Linked DNA regions of Homo sapiens: region 1 is linked to region 2. Evidence: chromatin contacts called from ENCODE Hi-C or POLR2A ChIA-PET data. All regions are on one chromosome and are shown on one strand. Each heading gives the region's core, a stretch centred on a gene start or an enhancer-like site at or near the end of the contact. The rest is flanking DNA. Distances are from core to core; before and after follow the strand shown.

Region 1 (7,023 bases), core at 4,418-6,917, 190 kb before region 2:
TTACAGGCGCAAGCCATTGCACCTGTCCTCATTTCTCAGCAGCCAACTCAATCAGTGTCTTTCTGCTGCAATTAGCCCTTACTATTCCATCCTCTTTACCAGAAAATTTTTCCTTCATAATATATTTGACCATAATTTAGGAAATGAAATGTTTTTCTGCATATATTATTCATGCTTAGCTATCAGGAATAAGTAGTAAATGACTTCATTGCCGTGATTATTTTTCATATGTTAATATTAAAATTAACAGTTTGAAAGTGGAGCTTGTGTTTCCTCTGGCTGGGTTTATATGGTAATAATAGAACAAATGGATTTAATCAGTTTGTGAAAGGAACAGTAACTTGGCATCTAGATTTAAGAACTCATGTGATGGTATTTCTTATCATTTTTCTGGCTGCAGTAAGATTACAGTGATTAGAAGCTGCTTTAAATTGTATATTTTGCATTATTAAAGAGATGGATGTCGTCTTGCAGACAGAATCACAATAGATATGGCAATAATTCTATTGCAGAAACTATCAGAGAAGCTAGAACTGTTTGAACTGGATATTTAGGTACAGTATACTAGAAGCATCATTCACCAATGATGCTTTGTTTAGTCCAATAATATTTTAGTCCAAGAATCTACTTAGTCGATATAAAATAATCAAAATTATAATTTGATAAAATCAGAATAGTAATTTTTATGATAAAATAATCATAGAATCATTATTTCCTTCCTAGTAGAAGGAAACTTAAAGGTCATCTAATCCAGTCTTTTTATTTTAGAGATGAGAAGTCCAGGTTAAGAGAGGTTACTTGCCTAAAGTCATGATCTATTTGTGAAAATGAAGTAAATTGTATTAACTACTTGCTGGGCTGGGCGCGGTGGCTCATGCCTGTAATCCCAGCACTTTGGGAGGCCGAGGCAGGTGGATCAGGAGGTCAGGAGTTCGAGACCAGTCTGACCAACATGGTGAAACCCCGTCTCTACTAAAAATACAAAAATTAGCTGGGCGTGGTGGTGTGCGCCTTTAATCCCAGCTACTCAAGAGGCTGAGGAAGGAGAATCTCTTGAAGTCTGGAGGCAGAGGTTGCAGTGAGCCGAGATCATGCCACTGCACTCCAGCCGGGGCAACAGAACGAGAGTCCATCTCAAAAAAATAAATAAATAAAATAAAAATAAAAACTACTTGCTGCATTTGTACACGTGGTAAATGGCTGGAAGGAAGGAAAGAGACGTTGATTAAGGGGAGTGGAGGTTGAACAAAATTTCAGATTATTTGTGTTATAAAATTGAACACATTTGTTAAAGCACAATGGATTAATGATAGTCCATTGCAGAGAAATAAGTGCCATGAGGAGGGAGCCAGACAAAGCAAACAAGATGCAAGTCTGAGAAAACTCAGTTCCAGTTTGGCTAGCAGTGGTTCTCAGCCTTAGCCGCACATTAAAAGCAGCTGAGAGCAAAAGACACCACCCTCAGCAATGAACAAAAGTCTGTGCCTAGACCCCGCCTTAAGCTAGTTAAATCAGAATCTCTGAGAGTGGGCCTTGGCTTTCCTTTGTTTTAAAAGCACCCCAGATGATTCTACAGCTAGTCGAAACCCTCTGAGTTAGATCATAGGTATGTATAGGGGAATTGTGGGAGATTAAAATAGCAGAGATTAAGATAGGAAGGCCAATTTAGAAAAAGAAAGCCATAGGTATTATGGTCCTGACACAGCTTGTAGGTTAGTAGGAAGGGAAAGGGGGCGGGGTGTGAATGAGAGAACTATGGTCCATGGGGAATCTATGGGACTTTGCGGTTATTTGTATGTGGATTTCAGTTGGAGGAAAGAATTGATACTGAGCTTTTGGATTTAGGCAAATGGGAAAATGACAGTTCCATTAAATGAGTGGGATTTGTTTGGGGTATGTGGGGTAGGAAATGTTATTAGTTCTATTGGGATAAACAGATAATTATGAAAAAAAGTCTAGAGTTTAAGAGAGGTTAGTGACGGCCCATCATTCACATACAAGTGATAGGAGGTCCACAGTGTAGATCCCAAAGGAAAACAATGGAATTAAAAGCAGGCTAGAGACAAACCTTGAGGAACATACCTACATTTAGGGAGCAGAGAGAGGATATAGAGCCAATCAGTAAGAGAGATGGTCGAAGAAGCATAGGCACCAAGAGATTGGTATGTTTTAGAATCTAAAGGAGAAGACTTCTAAGGTGGAAATTAGTAATCGAATGTCAAAAGCTGCAGAAACTCCCAACTAAATTTAGTGAGTGGTATTTAGGTGAAGTTGTAATGAAAACCAGATTGCATGGGATTAGGAAATGAGTGGGAAGTAAGGATATGCAGGGTAACAGTTTCAGGCTGTTCACTCTAGACATTTTGAGATGATGGGAAAGTAACTAGAGGCAGGTAAACAGCTGAGAGTATTTTTAGAATAACAGAAACTTGAGCCTTTTTGCAGAAAGACAGCATGGGCAGTTGAAAGGGAGAAGAGGGAAGAGCGGGAGGGTCACAATCCTGGAAGAGGGAGGAGGAGATGGAAGAGAAAACACAAAGGGGAACTTTAACCTTGGCAAGACAGTTCTTCTCCCAGAGTAAAGGAAAAAATAAGAGGGAAGAAACAGATGTAATAGAATTTTAAGAGAGAGGAGGAAATTGTCAAAACACAGCCTGTTTTTGGTAAATAGAAGGATGGTCTTCTACTGATAGTTAAGACACATGACAGACCCAAATTGGTTCTTGAGGGCAGAGGTCTAGAATGGCTAGAGATGGGGACTGCTCATGGCTCAGTCAACAGACCAAAGCAGGTGAAGTGAAGAATAGTGAGAGCTCAAGCTCACATGAGACAGGGAATGTTTTAGGAGCCAATTTTCAGATTTTATCTAGATATTGTCTGCAGCTGGTTGTGGGGAGCAATTAAGGCAGAGAATAACTATTACCTGGGGCCAGTAAGAAATGGTGAATTTCACAGAGCTCAGGGATTTTAGGGCAGTAGCCTGAGTGTTTGCTAAAATGGCTAGCCAGAAAAAACTGTATCTCAACGAGGGTGAGATACAGGTTTACTGAGAGCAAGGCAATAGGAAAACTGAGGACAGCTGAGGACATAGGAGCAGTTCCAAGTCAAGACCCTAGAAGGTGGGCCTTTTTGTTTTGGGACAGGGTCTCGCTGTTTTGCCAGGGCTGGAGTGCTGTGGTGCAGTCATAGCTCACTGCAACCTCAAACTCCTGGGCTCAAATGACCCTCTCACCTCAACCTCCTGAGTAGCTGGGACAACAGGCATGCAGCACGACACCCAGCTAATTAAAAAAAACAAAAAAACAAAACTTTTTTTTTTTTTTTTTTTAGAGACAGGGCGTCATGATGTTGCCCAGGCTGGTCCCAATCCTCCTGCCTCAGCTTCCCAAAGTGCTGGGATTACAGGCATAAACCGCTACACCTGGCCAGGCAGGCCATTTTTAAATGCTGAGGAAACCTGGAGTTTCTCTGTGCTAACAGGTAGCTCAGGTGATAAGAGTTAGAGATATATGGAACTAAGGATGAAGATAAGGAGAAAATGGAGGCCAATGTGTTAGAAGAGTTGTTAATTTAGGTATTAAAATATTGGAAGTTGGCTGGGCGGTGGTCTGTAATCCCAACACTTTGGGAACATCTCTTGAGCTCAGGAGTTTGAGACCAGCCTGGGCAAATTGGAAGGCCCCTAAAAGAAATTCATCATTTCTTTCTTTTTTTTTTTTTTTGAAATGGAGCCTTGCTCCGTTGCCCATGCTGGAGTGCAGTGGTGCGATCTCAGCCCACTGCAGCCTCCAGGGTTCAAGAGATTCTCCTGCCTTAGCCTCCTGAGTAGCTGGGATTACAGGTGCCCACCACCATGCCTGGGTAACTTTTGTATTTCTGGTAGAGACAGAGTTTCACCATGTTGGCCAGGCTGGTCTTGAACTCCTGACCTCAGATGATCCACCTGCTTCAGCCTCCCAAAGTGTTGGGATTACAGGCGTGAGCCACCGCGCCTGGCCAGAAATTCATTATTTCTTATTGGCCGCAGGTAACACTTATTCTCTGCCTTAATTGCCCCCCACAATGAGCTGCAGGGAATGTCAAGATACATGTGAAAATAAATGTCTACATAAAATGTGAAAAACAGCCAGGTGCAGTGGCTCACGCCTGTAATCCCAGCACTTTGGGAGGCTGAGGTGGGTGGATCACGAGGTCAGGAGTTCAAGACCAGCCTGGCCAACATGGTGAAACCCCCGTCTCTACTAAAAATACAAAAATTAGCTGAGCATGATGGTGGGTGCCTGTAATCCCAGCTACTTGGGAGGCTGAGGCAGAGAATTGCTTGAACCTGGGAGGCAGAGGTTGCAGTGAGCCGAGATCGTGCTACTGCACTCCACCGTGGGCGACAGAGTGAGACTCTGTCTTCCAAAAAAAAAAAAAAAAATAGTGAAAAACGTTCATTGGCCAAAACATCTACAAAAAATTAGCCAGGCCTGGGGGCTTGTGCCTATAGTCCCTGCTACTCAGGAGGCTGAGGTGGGAGGATCCCTTTGAGCCCAGGAGGTTGAGGCTGTGGTGAGCCATGTTCCCACAACTGCACTCCAGCCCAAGTGACAGAGCAAGACCCTGTCTCAGAAAGAAAAAAAAAATGCTAGAATGATAGGTGGAGAAAAAAATATCTAGAAGCTGTTTATGTTTGGGAGGAATATTTTTAGGTGCTCTAACTTATTTCTAAACTAATGGATTACAAGAGCTGATAAAAATGTAGGATTTCTTAATAAGGATAATTTTAATAAGAAATGAACTAGTGGAGTAGAATTTATTGTAACGGATGTGCTCCATTTATAGCACAAACGATCTGTTAACAAAATCTGTTACTGAATAAAGAAAATATCTACATGAAATAGATTGACCTGTCAATTCAGTCAAAATAATACACACAGCCAAAAGACCTTCTGCTTTCCACATTCCCTTCTTTCAGCTTTTGTGCACTTCAGAGGCACTTGAGGAAGCAAAGAGATTCAGTCCAAGATCTTAGTCTTGCCTGCTTCACAGAGTTTGCACGTTGCAGATTTGCAGTGGAAGCTGTGAGTAAATTTGATTCCCTCACAGAAGTACATTTTATTCTTCTGGGCCACCCAGAATCTGTCTATTACTCTAAATGTAGAGAGGCCTATCTTTATAAAGAAAACTGTTGGTGTCAGAGTTATTTACAGAGCATGTGAAACTTTAACTTGTCACTTTGTGGTTTGTAAACCTGTTCTTTGAATTGCCTATAATTTCCCCTTTGTGTCTGCCTTTTTAGGTTTTACCCTTTAGTACCAGAAACAATTCAATTAGGGAAGACAAAAAAGGATGAAACCAACATTTATCGGTTTTAACATTTTGCTATCTAGTACCTGGAATCGTGATTATACAACAGAGGAAGAGCTCAGTAAATATTTGTTGTTGATCAACTTTGTAGATTTATTAAAAGCTTCAGAATAAGGAAAAATGCTGAGATTAATGTTTGCAGGGTCTTTTGATACCATTTCTAATGTCTACAATATTGGCAATTTTTGAGAGAAAATAAGAACTTGGCTTTGTCAACTATGCATTCATCAATTTAACAACTGTATCTTTGAATAGTAATTCGTAACTTTTTAGCAATGTGAATGATGCTATCACTGGCGGTAAATGGGGCCATGGAAACACTCTGGGAGGAGGCAGCCAAATCTGTCTTTGTAAATCAGAGAAGCCTTCATAAAAAAAGCCTTGAAAGATGAGTAGTAATGAGTCAAGTAGACAAGGGAGAGAAAAGCATTTTGGAAAAGTCCAAAGGCATGTTAAGTGGGAATGATCATGGCATGATGAGAACATTGCAAGTAATTTAGTATGTTTGGAGTGTAAGATGCCTGTGGGGAAAAGAGGAGCCAGTCATGGAAAGTGGAAATGTCATGTTTAAAAGTTTAGGCTCTATCCTGTGGGTGATAGTCATTGACAGATGATAATAAGGAGAATGGCATGAACAGATTAGAGTTTCAGAAGGATACTTAGGCAACACTGCATGCTGCTGATGGACTGGGGGGCAAGAGGGAGACCAGCTGGATAAATAATATAGGAGCCAAGGTGATTAATGTGACAGGGACAGTAGAGGCTGAAAGGAGGTTGTGAGCTTGATCTGATTGGTTGTAGAAGGTGGGGGAGGAGAAGTCTTGGCCATTTGGTACCGGGTTAACTCATCTCTGGTAATGGAAGGCAGAGACATTTGTGTAAATGAAATATAGAAGGAGATCAAAATTTTCCCCACTCAACATTCTACTAATTGTGCAGATTTAAGAGTCTCTCCCCGCCCCCAACCCCCCAACCCCCATCTCTCCTGGAATGGTTAATGAGTAATGAAGTGGACAGAAGGCAGGAAGCAAGAAGACAGGAAAGAAGCAAAGGCTTTGTAAATCAAACAGAAACTAAATTTTTCATTCTTTCACCTCAGCCTCCCAGAGTTCACTGTATACAGCTTCACTGTATACACTTTTCAGTGACTTATGTATCTGAACTTTGTTGTCAGAAACACCCAAGTTCCAGAACTTTAAAATTCACCAAGCTTGGTGGGGCACAGTGGCTCACACCTGTAATCCCAGCACTTTGGGAGGCCGAGGTGGGCAGATCATTTGAGGTCAGGAGTTCAGGACCAGCCTGGCCAACATGGTGAAACCCTGTCTCTACCAAAAATACAAAAATTAGCTGGGCATGGATCCCAGCTACTCAGGAGGTTGAGGTGGGAGGATCGCTTGAACCCAGGAGGTGGAGGTTGCAGTAAGCTGAGATGGCACCACTGCACTCCAGTCTGTGAGACAGAGTGAGACTCTATCTCAAAAAAATAAAATTCACCAATTCAGCCTTTTTCTCTTTAACTGCTAAAACATTTCTTCCACTACTCCCCTACTCCACCCTCCTAATCCAGTCATTACATTTTGAATCATTGAAGTATCCTGAAAAACAATGTTTGCAGGCCGGGCGCGGCAGCTCACGCCTGTAATCCCAGCACTTTGGGAGGCCGAGGTG
Region 2 (7,039 bases), core at 328-2,827:
TATATTGAGTAACTGAAGTCTGTAAGACTGAATTCTTTTTCTGAAATCATTTTGATATTGATTTCCCATTCATTTGCCCTGGCAAAGAGAGAGATTATTTCATGAATGAAAGGTGATGTGAGGAGACTGAAAGAAGGTGAACCCAACCATCAGGAGAAAACCATTCTTTGCCTACTTTGAATAAATCGTTTTGAAATAATGAGACATAATTAATGTCAGTGCTTTGGATTATATGAACGTTTGCAAAGATATCCAGTGCAATTCTAATGGCCAGAAATGGCAGTCTGATTACAGTTATGCCAAATAGCCATTCCATGCCTTACAGAATGTAGCAGTAAAATGAAATTAACTGTTGGCATCAAGTAGTAAGACTATGATTACAACCAATAGTGGCCAGTCTTTATTTAGTGCCATGAGCTAGTTCTGAGGGCCTTGTAGGAATTAGCTCACTTGATCCTCACAGCAAACCTGTTGAGATAGGTATTATTATGGAGCCCCATTTTACTGTGGAGGAAATTGAAGCCCAGAAAGGTTAAGCAACTGGCCTAAAATTACACAGCAATAAAGTGGCAGAGCTGGAATTTAAACCCAACCGTACGATTGTGTAAATAAAGCAAACACATAATAACCACTATTCAGTGACTATGTTTGCCTGGTGCTGTGTTAGTCACTTTCATGTAAAGGTGATGTGAGGAGACTGAAAGAAGGTGAACCTTTTCATGTATTGTCTCATTTACTCCTAAAACCCTGCTTGGTGGGTGTTAAACTCATGTTACAGATAAAGAAACCTAGACACAGATAGGATTAGGAAATTTTCCCAAGGTTATGTAAAACCAGGCCTGTCTGACTCCAAAGTCTATAGAAACTAGTAATTCATTAAACTCTTTCTAGTAGCAAGTGGGATACTGTTCTTCCTTCTCAGTAATTATGTTTACCACTTCAAGTTCTTTCCCTCTGGTACTTTTCTTTCATTCTTTGTGTTTTTATGATACACAGCTCAATAAAGCATAATATACAACCTGCTAACATTTTCAGAGCCCAGATGTGTGCTGGGCATTGTGCTAAATTGTTTTCTATTAATTACCTCATTTAATCCTTCCAGCAACCATACATCATAGGTACTATTATTAGCACCTTTTTATATATGAGGCAACTGAAGTTGAGAAAGACGTTTTTGGCAGAGGTTTGATGAAGAGTCTGGTGATGCAATTTTTCTGGAGAGAACATGCAGCATTTCAAAGCCTCATTGCCTTCCTCTGTACTGAGAATAAATGAACCCAGATTCAGAAGTTTTAACATTTTTGAACATTAAAAAATATTCAATATTATTTTAGAATGCTTTTTTTTTGGGAATCAGGGTGGCTTGGAGTTGTATTCTTTGTGGTGTATTTCTTGAAAAGATCCATTGGCTAATCTGGCTAATTCAGGACACTTCCTCTTCCTCTCCTCTTTCTGTGGCTCTCTCTTCTGTTCTCAGGGCAGCCACCATTAGCATGTGTCTACTGAAGGAACAAGTGTGGTGGGGAACAGGGTGTTGGGTCTCTGGGAAACTTATTTGCATACTTCTTGTTACAAAAGCCAACCACATCCTGGTTAAGACAATGTGCTGTCTGATAAACAGACTGCATCCCCCAGTGTCTGCCTGGAGCTCAGCCAGCGTGTGGCCCGCCTTTGTCACAAGGTGCTGTTTATTCTGCCTGGAAGTCCAAGGACAGAACAAACCAGCTAAATGAACCTTTTATTTCTCCCATTCTCTGACAGAAATTCCTTGAGTCAAAAACATGTATTAATATTAGGTTAAGGGAAAAGCATCAGAATTCTCCAAATATGCCTTCCTAATCCTGTGGAAAACATATAAAAAGCTTTGGTTTTCCTCTCTAGCTACAAATTCTTTGGGGTTTGAGAAAACTAGGAAACTTGGAAAATATAGTGCAAGGGCGATATAAAAATCGTGGTTTACCAAGACTTTTTGTTGATAAATATTTCTTTCCACATCTGTTTTCTATGTGTTTCCTTTCTCTTTTCCTCCCTCCCACCCCAGAAAACACAGACAAAAGGAAGTGGAGGCTTAAACAATTAACTGGTGACTGCAGGACCCATTGTTTAGGAATCTGGATAATTGAGTCCTAATTTCTCTGACTCCCTTCACTTTGGTAAATTATAGAAAGAAAAAGATTTTGAGACTCAGTCTCATTTTTGGCAGTTAAGGTAAGAAATCCATCTATGCTTCCGTTTTACTGTTTTTTTTTTCTTTTTCTCTCCTCTCAAAACAATTCAACATTTCCTTCTCTGCTTATTTCAAATCTAAATGTGGTACATATTTTAAGACATATTTTAACCACAAATTTTATTGGTGACTGCAATCACTGAAAGGAAGGTACTCTGTGAACACAGAAATTGTTTTAATGTTTTTAATCAATAATTCCTATAAACAAATTTTGTCTTGAGGAAATAGAATATGCAGCTATTTCCTTTCTGCATTTACAGTGACCTCTGAAATATATTACAACCACTCATCTGTATCTAATCCCACATGTGTGGTGAACACTTTAAGTAACTTATTGACTAGAATCCTTCTGGAGGTATCTGTGGAGGATGATGATAGAGATGATGTTACAGAACAGTTTGAAAAAGACGCCAATTGGCATTTTGAAGGATTACCAACATTTCTAATAAAGTCTCTGAAGAGATTTCTGGCTGCTTAAGAACAATAATATGATAGAGATTGATTATTTTGAGGTTTCGAAGTTAAATACTTGCATGTGGTGAATACTGAGGCTTATTGTGAAAATGAAAATTAGACCTATGTAGAAATCCTTGTGGAGAATGAGACGGTCAGGACTTTTATCAATGCTGCTCTTTATACAACTGCCTCTTTGGAGAAGAAGTCGGTTCACTGTCCTTGTTAAATTTCAACTGCGGCTGATTCTGAATCTTGAGGACCATTATGATGTGAAAAAAGAAAAAAACACTCACTAAAAGTTAATGATCTTTCCCTAATCTTTCAGAAAAGCTGATACTGACTGGTAGATAGTAGTGCTCTGTCAGAATTGTAGAATGAATGAATCAAGCTGATATAATTCACTAACCATCTACCCAAGCCAGGATCTGTGTTAGAGCTTTAGAGACACACCTTGTTTTATTGTGCTTCACAGGTGCTGCGTTTTCTGCAAACTGAAGGTTTGTGGCAACCTTGCATTGAGCAAGTCTATCAGCCCTATTCTTCCCAACAGCATGTGCCCACTTAGTGTCTCTGTGTCACACTGTGGTAATTTTCACAATATTTCAAACTTTTTCATTATTATTATATATATTTTTAAATTTTACTTTAAATTCTGGGATACATGTGCTGAACGTGCAGATTTGTTACATAGGTATACATGTGCCATGGTGGTTTGCTGCAATTATTATTATATCTGTTATAGTGATCTGTAATCATGATCTTTGATGTCACTATTGTAATTTTGGTGGGGGCACCATGAACTGCCCCCATACAAGATGGTGTGTTCTGACTGCTCCACATACCAATGGTTTTCTCGTCTCTCTGGGGCCTCCCTATTCCGTCAGACACACGATATTGAAATGGGGCCAACGAATAACCCTTCAATGGCTTCTAAGTGTTCAAGTGAAAGGAAGAGTTGCAAGTCTCTCACTTTGAATCAAATTTAGAAATGAATAAGCTTAGTGAGGAAGGCATGTTAAAGTCAAGATAGGCCAAAAGGTAGGCCTCTTGTGCCAAACAGCCAAGTTGTGAGTGCAAAGGAAAAGTTCTTGAAGAAATTAAAAGTACTATTCCAATGAACACATTAATGATAAGATAGCACAACAGAGGCCGGGCATGGTGGCTCACTCTTCTAATCCCAGCACTTTGGGAGGCCAAGGCAGGAGGATCACTTGAGCCTGGGAGTTTGAGACCAGCCTGGGCAACATAGTGAGACCCTGTCTCTATTTAAAAAGAAAAGAAAGGAAAAGAAAGTGCAACAGCCTTATGTTGATATGGAGAAAGTTTAAGTGGTCTGGATAAAAGATCAAACCAGCCACAGCATTCCCACAAGCCAAAGCCCCAGAGCAAGATTCTAACTCGCTTCCATTTTATGAAGGTCTGAGAGAGGTGAGGAAGCTGTAGAAGAAAAATTGGAAGCTAGCAGAGGTTGGTTCCTGAGGTTTTAGGGAAGAAGCCCTCTCCCTAACATAAAAGTGCAAAGTGAAGCAGTAAGTGCTGATGTAGAAGTCATCCAGAAGGACTAGCTAATTGATAAAAGTGACCACACTAAACAATAGGCTTTCACTATAGACAAAACAGCCTTCAGTTGGAAGAAGATGCCACCTAGGACTTTCACAGTGTTACAGTAGGTAGTCAGGCAGACATGAGCAGGTCAGGAGAGGGCCTCCTTCCCAACAGGAATGTCAGGCTACCATCAGGTGATGGTCAGGTGGTTGTTAACAGTCTCTCTAAAATAATAATTGATTGCAGCCAGCGCCAGGGAAAGGCAGTCTCCCAATAGATAGAAATATCTGAAACTGGTGATCAGCAGCTTCCTGATAAAATCTAGGGGCTGGGTGAGTGGGCTCAAGCATATGCACTAAGAGGCAAAATATTGGAGTTTAACTGGTATTTGACCTTCTAGGAACATTCGACTGGTAAGAGAACGCCTCAAGTGAGCACACATACATACAACTCCAGTAAACACACCGTGCATGCAGTCCCTCACAAGTGCTGGCAGCCACTGTGCATACGGACAGCCTGCCCAAGGGAAGAAATGGGAGATGTAATGCAGCCTTGGAAGCATGCCAACATATGACTCCCCAAATCAAAGGTCAAACCACGTACTTGATTTTCTTAAGTTGCCCACTTGGCCCTCTTCCAAGCGTACTTCCTTTCATTCCTGCCCTGAAACTTTTATTTTCTTTCCTTTTATTTTTATTTATTTATTTATTTTTGAGATGGAGTCGCACTCTGTCTCCCAGGCTGGAGTGCATTGGCACAATCTTGGCTCACTGCAACCTCAGGCTCCTGGGTTCAAGCGATTCTCCTGCCTCAGTCTCCTGAGTGCTGGGAGTACAAGTGTACACCACATGCCCAGCTAATTTTTGTATTTTTACTAGAGACAGTGTTTCGCCATGTTGGCCATGCTGGTCTCGAACTCCTGAGCTCAAGTGATCTGCCTGCCTTGGCCTCCCAAAGTGCTGGGATTACAGGTGTGAGCCACCGCGTCTGGTCCCTAAAACTTTTAAACAAACTTTCACTCCTGCTCTAAAACTCGACTTAGTCTCTTACTCTGTGTTTTGACTTTTGGTCGAAGTCTTCTGAGGATGTGAGAGTTGAGGTTGCTGCAGACCCAAATGGATTTGCAGCTGCTAACACAGCTATAGAGGAAAAGTCAATGTCTGGCTTCAAAGCTTCAAAGGACAGGCTGACTCTCTCGTTAGGGGCTAATGCAGCTGGTGACTTTAAGTTGAAGCCAATGCTCATTTACCATCTGAAAATCCTAGGGCCCCTAAGAATTATGTTAAATCTACTCTGCCTGTGCTCTATAAGTGGGGCAACAAAGCCTGGATGACAGCACATCTACTTACAGCATGGTTTACTAAATATTTTATGTATACTGATGATCTACTGCTCAGAAAAAAAGATTCTTTTCAAAATATTACTGTTCATTAACAATGGACCTGACCACCCAAAAGCACTGATAGAGATGTACAAGGACATTAATTTTGTTTTCATGCCTGCTGATAGAACACCCATTCTGCTGCCCAGGTATCAAGAAGTAATTTAGACTTTCATGTTTTATGATTTAAGAAATACATTTTGTAAGGCAATAGTTGCCATAGACAGTGAATCCTCTGAGGGAATCTGGATGGATCTGGGCAAAGTCAGTTGAAAACCTTCTGGAAAAGATTCGTGACTTTAGAAGCCATTTAAAGCACTCGTGATTCAGAGGAGGACGTCAAAATGTCATGAACAGGAATTGGGAAGAAGTTGATTCCAACATCATGGATGACTTTGAGGGGCTAAAGACTTGGGTGGAGCAAGTAACTGTAGGTGGGATGAAAATAGCAAGAGCACTAGAATTAGACATGGTGCCTGATGATATGATTGAATTACTACAATCTCATATTAAACTTTAATGGATGAGGAGTTGCTTCTTGTGGATTGATGAGCAAAGAAAGTGGTTTCTTGAGATGGAATCTACTTCTGGTGAAAAATCTGTGAACATTGTTGAAATGACAACAAAAGATTTAGAATATTATATAAACTTAGTTGATAAAGCAGTAGCAGGGTTTGAGAAGAGTGACTTCAATTTTCAAAGAAGTTCAACTGCGGTAAAATGCTATCAAGCAGCATTTCATGTTATGAGGAATCTTTCACGAAAGGATGAGTTAATTGATTTGGCAACATTTATTATTGTCTTAAAGAAATTGCCAAAACTGGCCAGGCACGGTGGCTCACCTCACTCCCAGCATTTTGGGAGGCCGAGGCGGGCAGATCATGAGGTCAGGAGATCGAGACCAGACTGGCTAACATGGTGAAACCCCGTCTACTAAAAATACAAAAAACTTAGCTGGGTGTGGTGTCGGGTGCCTGTAGTCCCAACTACTCGGGAGGCTGAGGCAGGAGAATGGCATGAACCAGGGAGGCGGAGCTTGCAGTGAGCCGAGATCGCGCCATTGCATTCCAGCCTGGGTGACAGAGCGAGACTCTGTCTCAAAAAAAAAAAAAAAACCACCCCAACCTTCAGTAGTCACCACCCTATACAAGGAACAGCTATCAACGTCAAGTCAAGACCTTCTACCAGTAAAAAGATCATGACTCGCTGAAGGCTCAGATGATTGCTAGAATTTTTTAGCAATAAAATATTTTAAAAATTAAGATATGTACATTTTTTAGATATAATGCAATTGCACACTTAGACTGTAGTGTAGTGTAAATGTAACTTTTATATTCACTGGGAAAATTCCTGTTACTCGCTTTATTGCAATATTTACTCTATTGCAGTGGTCTGAAACTAAACCCCCACTATTTCTTAGGTATACTCCT

The links. Hi-C counts contacts between places; a loop is a spot of excess contacts on that map. ChIA-PET counts read pairs that join two places held with the same protein, here RNA polymerase II (POLR2A). Pooled maps may share reads with other maps.
Region 1: a loop to region 2 is called in a map with no recorded cell type, with 4 times the contacts of the local background. The contact joins two enhancer-like sites. A Hi-C loop is called at or near these places in 2 of 168 maps with a recorded cell type or tissue (gastrocnemius medialis and naive thymus-derived CD4-positive, alpha-beta T cell), 7 of 37 single-sample maps with no recorded cell type and 8 of 50 pooled maps. POLR2A ChIA-PET finds 5 or more read pairs at or near these places in 4 of 52 experiments (GM12878, H1, activated T-cell and 1 more).

Annotation. Positions count from the first base shown.
Region 1 is chr4:123,407,169-123,414,191 of GRCh38, forward strand. No RefSeq gene overlaps it. Among named protein-coding and RNA genes, the nearest start is that of SPRY1, 14 kb to the left of the region's middle. Within about 2 kb of position 5,668, at least 2 of the 41 ENCODE cell types and tissues checked have a DNase peak (open chromatin) inside an H3K27ac peak, as active enhancers do.
Region 2 is chr4:123,598,579-123,605,617 of GRCh38, forward strand. No RefSeq gene overlaps it. Among named protein-coding and RNA genes, the nearest start is that of LINC01091, 48 kb to the right of the region's middle. RefSeq lists enhancers at 1,456-1,750, 1,718-2,363. Within about 2 kb of position 1,578, at least 23 of the 41 ENCODE cell types and tissues checked have a DNase peak (open chromatin) inside an H3K27ac peak, as active enhancers do.